2 separate regions of the Homo sapiens genome follow, and region 1 is linked to region 2. A link is an interaction called in ENCODE POLR2A ChIA-PET data of the cell type or tissue named here. Cell type or tissue: Panc1. All regions are shown on one strand. Links, peaks and the distances in the headings refer to the core of each region. The heading gives the core; the rest is flanking DNA. Region 1 overlaps LINC02943 (long intergenic non-protein coding RNA 2943). Region 2 overlaps ETS2 (ETS proto-oncogene 2, transcription factor).

Region 1 (5,376 bases), core at 98-5,097, 240 kb after region 2:
GCATGAATTCCGAAAGCCATTTGTTCCCTCTGACATGATGGAGCTTTGAGGAAAGACATCTAATAGAAGAGAAAAGATCAGAAGAGAAAAATCAAACAATTGTGTCTGTGAAGCATGCCTCCCTTCTTAGAACTTTCTAACGTTTAGGGCAATACCCAGACTTTCTTTCCTTGTTGTACTTCCACCCATGTCCCCCTCTTTGGGAGACAGGATCACCGGCAGGTGCTATGCTTTTCTTTGGGACCCCTTCAGTTTCTTCTCTTTACTTCCCATCTCACCCCTGACCATTCAGGCCTATTGCCTAATCCCATTTTTAATTTGCTGTCACTTTTTTTCTCTTCCTTCCCTTTGAGATGCTGCTTGGAACATTTTTCCTTTTCAGTATTCTCCTTTTAGAAATTTAGAACATTCGCCTTTGAAGTCTTATCTGCAATTTTTTTCCTCCTCATTAAGTTCCAAGTTCCACTGGAAAACTAGGAGAGAGGAACAAGTGGCAGATGACAAGAATATTAAAAAGGACTTAGAAACAGAAAATGCCACTCTCACAACAACCAGAATATAGAAAATTGAGCTCATGTAAGCTTCCTAGATCTTAACCGCACTGATGTGAGGCAAATTGCAAAGTCACAGAATTCCTGCAAAGGAAAGAAAAATTCTCTTCTCACAACATAGAGGGGGTTTGGTGTTATTGAGCCACGGTGCACCTGTGTGCTAATTTTAACCGCTCCTTTCCCTCCTGCCCCCATGCCCTTAGGGACATGCTGAAGACTCAGTAAGATGAAGGAGGAGCCCAGACACTCCCTCCTGGCTCCTTTTCCAGCCTCACCTGGAAACCTCCTCAGAGACTCCAATCCCTGCCCATGCCCACCCGCCAGACACTCCTCTTCCCTCTGTGCTCATTCTACAAACAAAATGCTTCAGGAGCATGGCCAGCAGCACTGGCTAGTTGCCATCAGGAGGGAGGGCTCCTGGTGAGCCCCCTCTCTCCTTGCCAGGTGTATTGCTTTCCTGCTGCTGCCATAACAAGTTCCCACAAACACAGTGGCTTACAACAACACAAATGGATTATCTTGCAGTTCTGGAGGCCAGATATCTGCAATGGGAAACACTGGGCTAAAATTGAGGTGTCAGCAGGGCTGGTTCCTTCTGGAAGTTTCAGGGGGGAATCTGTTTCTTTACCTTGACTGGTTTTCTAGACAAGGCTGCCTGCATTCCATGGCTCCTTCCTCCTCCTTCAAAGCCAGCAACAGCAGAATCATATCAACATGAGTTGGCACATGCAGGAATCATTTTGGGGTGGTAGGTGTTTTCATGCATGCGATGGCTTCCACGTGGTAGAGAGAGTTGACAGTAGCCCTTAATTTCTGATTTGGGCAACTGAGATGTGAGACAGGGGATACAGGGACAGAAAGGGACTTGATGAGAGTAGGTCATAATAATAGCTAGCACTGGCCGGGCATGGTGGCTCACGCCTGTAATCCCAACACTTTGGGAGGCCGAGGTGGGTGGATCACTTGAGGTCAGGAGTTTAAGACCATCCTGGCCAACACAGTGAAACCCCATCTCTACTAAAAATACAAAAAATTAGCCGGGTGTGGTGGCAGGCACCTGTAATCCCAGCTACTCAGGATGCTAAGGCAGGAGAATCGCTTGAACCCGGGAGGCAGAGGTTACAGTGAGCCGAGATCATGCCACTGCACTCCAGCCTGGCAATAGAGCGAGACTCCATCTCAAAAAAAAAAAAAAGAAATAATAGTCATAATCATAATAGCTAACATTTACCTGTTCACTCATTCATAAATACTGATTGAGGGTTCTGTGTGCCAGGCTGTATTTTTCCAGGCACTATGTAGACAATAGTGAACAAGACAGATGAAATCTCTGACCTGGGAGTCTTCTGCCAGAATCCATGAAACTATGGCAGGCCCACTTGTTAGTTTGCAAGTAAGGTAAAATCTCAGACAGCTCACAATTCTTCACAATGCTTTTTAAAACTGTGTATCTTAAGGCCTTTATACAAACACGTTAAATCTGGTCTATGGAGTCTGCCTAAACACTGGGAAAGACTTTAATCACAAAATATTAATTTTACACACCTTCTCACCGAGTTGAAAAGCAATGGAATCCCAAGGAAACATAGTAGATGCTAACTTACTATCCTCTGATTCCGTGGAAAGCTTATTTGCCATTTCTGGGATAGTTTGCTATACCCATTCGCAGGTTGGCCAGGATGACAGGGAACACCTTGTGTTCACATCTATTCTTGTCACCTGCTGCTCTGCTTCCTAGACACATGGCCAGACCAAATTTCCCAGTGTCTTTTGCAGATGGGTGAGGGTGTGACCATTCTGGCCAATGGAATAGGTGCAGAAGGAACTTATGCCCCTTCCTGGTCTGGCTCATAAAAAGCTTCTGTGTGGGCCGGGCGCGGTGGCTCATGCCTGTAATCCCAGCACTTTGGGAGGCCGAGGCGGGCAGATCACCTGAGGTCAGGAGTTTGAGACCTGCCTCAACATGGAGAAACCCTGTCTCAACTAAAAATACAAAAAAATTAGCTGGCGTGCTGGTGCATGCCTGTAATCCCAGCTACTCGGGAGGCTGAGGCAGGAGGATTGCTTGAACCTGGGAGGCGGAGGTTGCGGTGAGCCGAGATTGCGCCATTGCACTCCAGCCTGGGCAACAAGAGCGAAACTCCGTCTCAAAAAAAAAAGCTTCTGTGTGGTCTTTCATACACGCAGTCTCCTCCCACATCCACCAGCTGAATGGAGGAGATGGGAAGGCCCTGGAAAATGGAACCACCGTAAGGCAGGAGCCTGGGTCCCTGAGTGATGCTGTGGAGTAGACTTTCTCCCCCGCAAGTTTCTGCCATCACCTGGACTTTACATGAGTAAGAAAGAAACTCCATTGTTCTGAGCCACTGAAAAATTGGGGTTGTGTGTTACAGAGGTTAGCCTATGCTGACTAACTCAAACAGTTTCAGTATGTGGACCTCAAGTTTGTCTCACACACACATACAAATATATACACATAGATCAACGACACAGAAGCCACGCAGACAGAAACGCCAGGACACAGCCACCACCTATGACCGTGCTTAATCTTCTCTCAATTCTTGCAAGCTCCTCTCATGCACTGAGAAATGTCCCAGATTCAAGCATTATAATTGCTGTTATTTTTAGCAAGTTATTAAAGTTATATAAGTTATAAAGTTTTATAAATTATATAAGTGACCACTCTTGCTCGTGGAAAAATACCATAAAATGATGCATGGTTGAAGAGGCTCAGATTATCAGCAAGACGAGACCCTGGAAATATCAACCCTCCTCATGGATACTTGGAATTCAGTGTCTGTGAACTCCGTTTCGGGGACTTATGCCAAAGAGAGTTCCTTGTCACTTTCCTTATGGATCAAATGATCTCCATTTGGGAAGCTTCAGGAAACACCCAGCTAAGGTGAGAATGCAGCCAGCTTCTCCGTCCCAAAGGAAGACTTTGGGCTGTTTTGGGGTTTGTTTAAACCAGGCCCCTTTGTCAAAATTCTGTGAAGCAAGACCCACCTTTGTGGGTAGAGAAGAGTCCAACCCAATGCATGGATTTTAGTCCTGCCTCTGCTTTCTCCTTTTCTAACCTGTTGCTATTCAGGGAATCTTTCTAAAACTGGATAAAAATGTAATGCAGCAAATGCTTATCCAGTATATGCAACGTGCAAAGCTCCAAGTTCGGCACTTAGAAAGACGCTAAGATGGGGAGCGACACGGCCCCTGCCCATCTATCTCTGTCCTAACTCCCAAGGGTCTCTCCTTCTCCACTCCCAACAGTGCTGGGAGGTAGACAAGGGTTGCTGCCCCATTTAATGGATGAAGAAGCTGAGGCTTACAGAGCACAAGTTGTCTGCTGAAGATCACAAGGATCGATGGTGGCAGAGCTGAAACCAAACTGCAGATCTGTTGGGCATCCAGTCCAGCTCCACGCTACTCTCACCTCACTGCACACACGTGGAAACTTTATTGCAAACACTCCAAATTATGTTCAATTACTGGAAATATCAAAATTTGAGACCCAAACAAATTATATCTCAACCAACAACATTCAACCCAGGGGAAAGGCAGTTAAAGGGTATTTTACACACACACACACACACACACACGTGCACACACATGCATGCACATACATACACACACACTCAAATATCAAAATTTGAGACCCACACAAATTATATCTCAACCAACAACATTCAACCCAGGGGAAAGGCAGTTAAAGGGCATTTTACACACACACACACACACACACGTGCACACACATGCATGCACACACATACACACACACTCAATCCCTCACTCCACCTCTGAATTTCCTAGAGCATCATTCCACTCTGCCCTTTGCGAGGCCCATATTCGTAGCCTCTCTTGGTGTGGAACCACAGGGATAAGTCACAATATGTTCCCTCCCGGAATAAATCACCTGTCAGCTGTCCTGCAGCTAGAATTTCTCGGTGACCTGTCCCCAGCTGGTCCTGCTGTGACAGCCGCAACTTGGGATTCCTATTTTCCCTGGGAGCAGGTGACAGCTTGCAGGCTTGCTGAAAGACACCCATCCCAGCTTTGACGGGGCATCTGCAGGGCCCTCACCTTCCTCTGCAGGGTCCCCGAGCCTCCTGCTCATCCATTTCCCCTCCAGCACCCCCAGAGCAGCCTGGAGCCAGCCTGCAATGTCAGACACAGGCAGCAGGTCACTCAGGCCCATGCACAGAACCTGCTGTCCCATCTGCCTGGGCTGTCCCCAAGGCACAGGGGCTGCGGACACCCACCAACAGGGGGGAACCCAGAGGAGGGGCTCATAGAAGCAGGAGGACGGAGCAGGGCTGACCAACAGGCACAGGGACACAGCCCGTCAGCACTACCTCTGCTGTCTCTCTCGGTGGTTTCTGAAGGACCACTTACTGCTCAGCCCATCTTCAGCCCCTCTCCAGATCCCACCAACAGGGTTTAAGAACCTTTGCTATTTCTGCACCAACAGTTTGGTTTTCCAAACTGGGAGGCTTGTGATCAATGTGCCCTGATTGGAACCACCACCGCCACCCCCCACCAGCTGGACTGAAAGGCACCTCACTCAGAAGGAGCTAAAATCCACAGCTTGCAGTGTGACAGAGCTGGAGGAAGATGTAATAGAGGAATCAACGCATTTTCCAAGCCATTTGGGGACCGTGGTATGGTTCGGCCCATAGAGTCTCAGTCACCCCATGGAGGAGCTCATCAATGAGGCTTCAGAACAAGGCCTTAGCTCACTGGCTGGGTTCACATGACCCCACCATCATCCTCAGAACAGGAGCAGAGGACGAGGGATGGACGAGAGCAGCTGGGCGTCAGTGTGACCCGC
Region 2 (5,376 bases), core at 121-5,120:
CGTGCATCTCATCATTCTAAAATTATCATCTCACAGGAATTCAGAAAGTCAATTTGTTCTGTGTAGTTTTCACCTACATCTGCCATCTTACGTCTCCTGTGTCTGCTTTTCAGAAAACCAAGAAAAGACAGAAGATCAATATGAAGAAAATTCACACCTCACCTCCGTTCCTCATTGGATTAACAGCAATACATTAGGTCAGTCCGATTGATTCTGCCCTTAAGAACTTTGTCTTCAGTCTTCCCAGTAGACTTGGAATCTCTCTACTGTAGGCTCCTAAGGGGCCACCTAGACCTGTGTGTCTCTTATGGTGGCCACACGTGGGTGTTGAGCTATAAGCCATTGAAATGTGACTGGTCCACATCGAGATGTGTAGGAAGAGTATAGTCATGCACACCAGATTTGGAAGTCTTAGTATGAAACAGAGAATATAAAATGTCTCCCTGATAATTTTTAATGTATTGATTACATATTGAAATGATAATTGCTATATGAGGCCAAGTAAAATAAGAAAATTAACTTCACCTGTTTCTTTTTGCTTTTTTAATATGGCCACTAGAACTTTCGCAGTTGCTTAAGTGGCTCACACGATCTTCCATAGGTCAGCACTGTTAGTGCTAGTCCAGGCAATTCTTAGAGCAAGGAGCAGAACGAAGTGAGCTGATTACCGCAGTCACCAGTAATGTTGGTTTAGTGTAGCAAACAAGAGGCGGCAGGCACAGAGTGCGTGAAAAGCAATTTGTAAACTGGCTCTGAACTTGGGAGCTTAAAGAGCTGTCATGGAATCTGGGTCCTTTCTTCTGGTTGCTGATACTGGGGAGGGCACAGGGTCTGGCCAGGCCAGCGAGGGAGGGGTCCTCGGAACAGCAGGCTTGGGTGGTGTTGGTCCGGCCCAGTGTTTTCTCTCTGGCCCCAGCTCCACCATTCAGACCCGGTGAAGCCCACCTCTCTGCCCCACTGGGGGCTTCCTGCTCAGGAGGTCTTTCTGAACATGACAGTGGGACACCCTGTGCCTGCCTGAACCTGAATCAGAGTCAGAGAGCTTCCTTCCCTCTCCAGAAAATAAATTATTCTGCAATGAACAGAGACAGGAGCGGTGTGATGAAGGAGCAGAAAGCAGAGTGGGCTGTGCCTCAGCACACAGGGTTCATGGCCTGGTTCTGCCCTTATGAATCACACAGTACATGACACGTCACTTGGTCTGTCTGAGCCTTACTCTCCTCGGAAGCTAAAAGAGCCAGTGAGCCCTGTCTTCCTGAAGGTCCCATGAAAGCACTAGGGTTGTAGAAATAGGAACATTGAGTCCTGCCTGCAGAGGCTGCAGTCATTTTGGCAGAGGGCTGCTGGTTGAGAAGCTGAATGGTTTGAGAAGAAGGCCTGGTGACAGACCCCCACCAAAGCCCGGGTCTCCACTGAGGTTCTGCAGAGGGCTGGAGTGTGCGGAGTGCTCACCTGTCATTTGCTCGTAGGGGTTAGTTACTGGGGTAACACTGACTTTAAGAGCTCTGCCGTCCGATTGTTCTGTTCCAGGTTTTGGCACAGAGCAGGCGCCCTATGGAATGCAGACACAGAATTACCCCAAAGGCGGCCTCCTGGACAGCATGTGTCCGGCCTCCACACCCAGCGTACTCAGCTCTGAGCAGGAGTTTCAGATGTTCCCCAAGTCTCGGCTCAGCTCCGTCAGCGTCACCTACTGCTCTGTCAGTCAGGACTTCCCAGGCAGCAACTTGAATTTGCTCACCAACAATTCTGGTAAGATTGGAAGCATCTTTCAACAAGGCTGTTGCTTTGATTCTGAGAACCCCAGAGCCATAATGAACCTCTTAATAAATACTTCCTGGATTCAGCCATTAGAGAAGGGGGTCAAAGCCCATGTTCTAAGTGGATTTCCAACAAGCATACCCCTAATATGTTTCAGGCACTGGCCCAGGTACTGCAGGCATTGAGTAAACAAAACAGTCCCTGCTCTTACAGCCAGATTTCTCCACACTTTGGGATATTTATGGAGGCGATGCAGGAATGTGACATTTCTTCTTATGGAGATGTAACATAAATACAGTGCACAAGTCTCAGGTCATGTGGCTGGTTGGATTTGTGTATGTATGTATACCCATGTAATAACCATCCAGATGGAGATAGAGAAGTTTCCAGTAGCCTGGAAGATTCCTTCGTACCCCTTCCCATCAATAATGTCCCCCCGACAGAAGGGAACGATTCTGACTTTTATCATTACGGATTAGGTTTTGATTTTCTTGAACTTTACATAGATGGAATCATAAGGCATGTTTTCTTTTGTGTTTGTCTTTTACTCATCATGTCTGGGATTCATGCATGTTGTTGGATGTAGCAGCCATGTGTTCTTTTTCATCGCTGTATAGTATTCCATTATAAGAATTTTATTCATTCTACTGTTGATGGAAGATAGGATTTGTGTAGTATAGTTACCCTAAGGAATAAGCACCTGAGTAGAGAGCATTTTGAGAAGTCTGAGTGGTTCTACACCAGCAGGTGCATGATTGCACTGGTAGTGGTTGGTGATGCTATGGTCGTGCCCAAGACCAACTGTGTCCTGGAGGAATCAAAGTATGTGTTTGGTTGTCTTTGCCAGGGACTCCCAAAGACCACGACTCCCCTGAGAACGGTGCGGACAGCTTCGAGAGCTCAGACTCCCTCCTCCAGTCCTGGAACAGCCAGTCGTCCTTGCTGGATGTGCAACGGGTTCCTTCCTTCGAGAGCTTCGAAGATGACTGCAGCCAGTCTCTCTGCCTCAATAAGCCAACCATGTCTTTCAAGGATTACATCCAAGAGAGGAGTGACCCAGTGGAGCAAGGCAAACCAGTTATACCTGCAGCTGTGCTGGCCGGCTTCACAGGTGTGTGTGGAACTCCGAGAGCCTGGCCGCCCAGTCTCCTGGGTCCTGTCCCTTGCTTCCTTTCGAGCCACAGTACCACATTCACCGAGGGTGTTTCTAAGCTAGGTACACCAGTGCTCTACACTCCATGTTTTATGCGTGGCTTGCTGTATCTCTGAATTCGACAAAAGCCACACTTGGAGGAATTTTCATGTACACAGAGCTCCATGGAATGAGTGAAAATTGACAGGCCACTCCCTCCACCTGGGACGTTCTGAGGAATAGTTGGAGCAGGGGACATGGCCTGTGCAGTCTTCAGCCCTGACTCACCCACTCCAAGAATCTCAAAGAATGTAAACTGGCTTAGGGAGGGGCAGCAGAGCCAGTCTCAAATAATATGGGCACTGTTTACCTTTTCTTGCTTCTAAAATCTATCTGCTCTTATTTTTGAGGTTTGGGTGAGAGCTATTCTAGGCAGTGGACAAATATAAAGCTGTTTTTAGAAACAGGTATTTCCAGTACTTTAGCGAAAATACTGGGGCTTTGTTTTCACTGCTTCGTGTATCCTTAAATGCGTTTTTGTTTTTGTTTTTTTAACCATATGGAGCCACTGTGGATTGAAATTACCTAACTTAAAAAAATCTGATAAGTTTAAAATAAGGATACTGAGGCATTCATTCTTTTTCTGTCATCTAAGAACAATCAGCCACGTAAACGTATTAAAATACACGGAAAGAGTGTGTGAAAGCCATTATCGGTTTCATTATTGGGAGTTTAGGGCCTGAGAAGAATAAACAGCCATAACGTTAGTGTGGTTCATTTTAATAGTAACATAAGTTTCTGTTTATTGACTGCCAACTCTGTAGTTAAGTAGGCATACAGTCTGTAGGACAGCCTGGCATGGGGGTGGTATGAGGCCATTTTACAGATGGGGAAATTGGCTCACAGGCAGACAGCTATCGGTGCTCACACAGCTCTGGTTCTAGAATGCCTGTCCCGTGCTTTACAGCAAAGCTTTATTGATAACGGCCATTGCGTTTCTGAGGAAGAGCTATTTGGTAGAAAGAGGTTGGGCTTAGGGTCGGAAGATCTAGGCTCTTCTCCTGTTTGCTGTGATGGGCGTGTGATCCAGGACAAGGCACCTGGCCTCTGAGCCGCATCTTATCCCTCCTCTTTAGAACAGAACCACACTGACACCTGCTTTGCAAGGTGGTAGTTCTAAATGTCAATCGAGGACAGGTGGACGAGAAGCTCTTGGCAAAGCATGCTTCACCAGACAGAGGCTGTGAGGCAACGGGTGTGACCCCGCGTGGCTATTGAGTAAACCGGGCTCACATTAAGCAATTTACACATGGTCATTTGGCAGGAAGGTGGCATGGGATCCCACGTATGACACGCCTCATTCTGTGATGAAACACCCCCTCAGCCACCCCCATCTCTGCCCCACTGGGTGTTTCTAGAAAAAAACCTTGAAGGTTTTTACATAAGGAACAATTAAACCAGATGGGGAATTTTAATGCCAAGAGTTGGTGGCCCTAAACTTTCTTCCAGAAAGAACAAACCTAGCAATCAAGGGGAAGAGTGTCTCGCCTAGTGACCTTATTTTCTAGGAGTAGGCAGTGTGGAGCAGGAACTCACATTTGGTGCCCCGCCCCATCCCGTTAAAGCACTTAGTACTGTCACCAACACCTTGAGTGCCACCCTGAGTGTAACATCGGAACCCCATTCAGAGAGTTGGGTCTGCATTCCTAAATCAGCATGTACAATTAGGATGGTTAAAGACTTGCTGTATTTTACATCTGTGAAAGGGTATGATCCGTCTCCCTCCCTCTCCCCGCAGGAAGTGGACCTATTCAGCTGTGGCAGTTTCTCCTGGAGCTGCTATCAGACAAATCCTGCCAGTCATTCATCAGCTGGACTGGAGACGGATGGGAGTTTAAGCTCGCCGACCCCGATGAGGTATGGCCAGAGCCCTGGGAAATCTCTGGGCTTGAAAACCTGATTTCCTGCTTGCATTCAAAAACTCAGTTCTTTGGGCACAAAAAAGGGTTCACCAGTACTGCTGAGAATCTTTCCACGTGAGGCATCCTTGGCTGTTGGGAAAATGGAAGTGGAGTCATTGCTTTGTTGATAAACGTGTACAGTGTTTTCTGGGTATGCTTCATACAAGGGCGTTGCACAGATTTCACTGTCTTGATCAGTTGTCTGATCAAGAGGCCCAAGCTGCAAACTGAGGTTCTCTGCTGACCATCTGAAAATGCCTTAGGAAGGCTGCCCTTGTCCATCGGGGGAACAAGCCTCATGTGGCCCCGAGCCAGCCTTCTGTCCACTCCTTAGCTGAGCCCAGCAGTGTTGACCCCAGCCCTGCAGAGTTAGAACCAGGAGCCCTGTCTAAAGGAGAAGGCCAAGGGCAGGTGGGATACCAACCCCGCCAGAAAAGCGTTAGAGAGAAGCCCTTGGTCTCTGGCACTGGGGAGCGTAATCTGTCACCATTCCCACCCCGCCTCCAGTTCCCTTGGGAGACA

What was found. ChIA-PET counts read pairs that join two places held together with the same protein. Peaks named below come from ENCODE experiments on the same cell type or tissue, not always from the same donor. Only the 100,000 strongest peaks of a DNase experiment are listed, where the experiment ranks them.
Region 1: POLR2A ChIA-PET joins it to region 2 with 7 read pairs; 3 of 35 experiments call an interaction of 5 or more read pairs at or near these places.

Annotation. Positions count from the first base shown.
Region 1 is chr21:39,056,408-39,061,783 of GRCh38, forward strand. The region is part of intron 3 of LINC02943 (long intergenic non-protein coding RNA 2943); the gene reads right to left. Among named protein-coding and RNA genes, the nearest start is that of LINC02943, 25 kb to the right of the region's middle. In Panc1, for the core only: no CTCF peak of the experiment used is centred there; no DNase peak of the experiment used is centred there.
Region 2 is chr21:38,816,895-38,822,270 of GRCh38, forward strand. ETS2 (ETS proto-oncogene 2, transcription factor) reads left to right here. Exons shown (of 10, transcript NM_005239.6): 6 at 114-197; 7 at 1,531-1,752; 8 at 2,609-2,872; 9 at 4,692-4,810. Among named protein-coding and RNA genes, the nearest start is that of ETS2, 14 kb to the left of the region's middle. In Panc1, for the core only: no CTCF peak of the experiment used is centred there; no DNase peak of the experiment used is centred there; H3K27ac peaks cover 3,765 bases.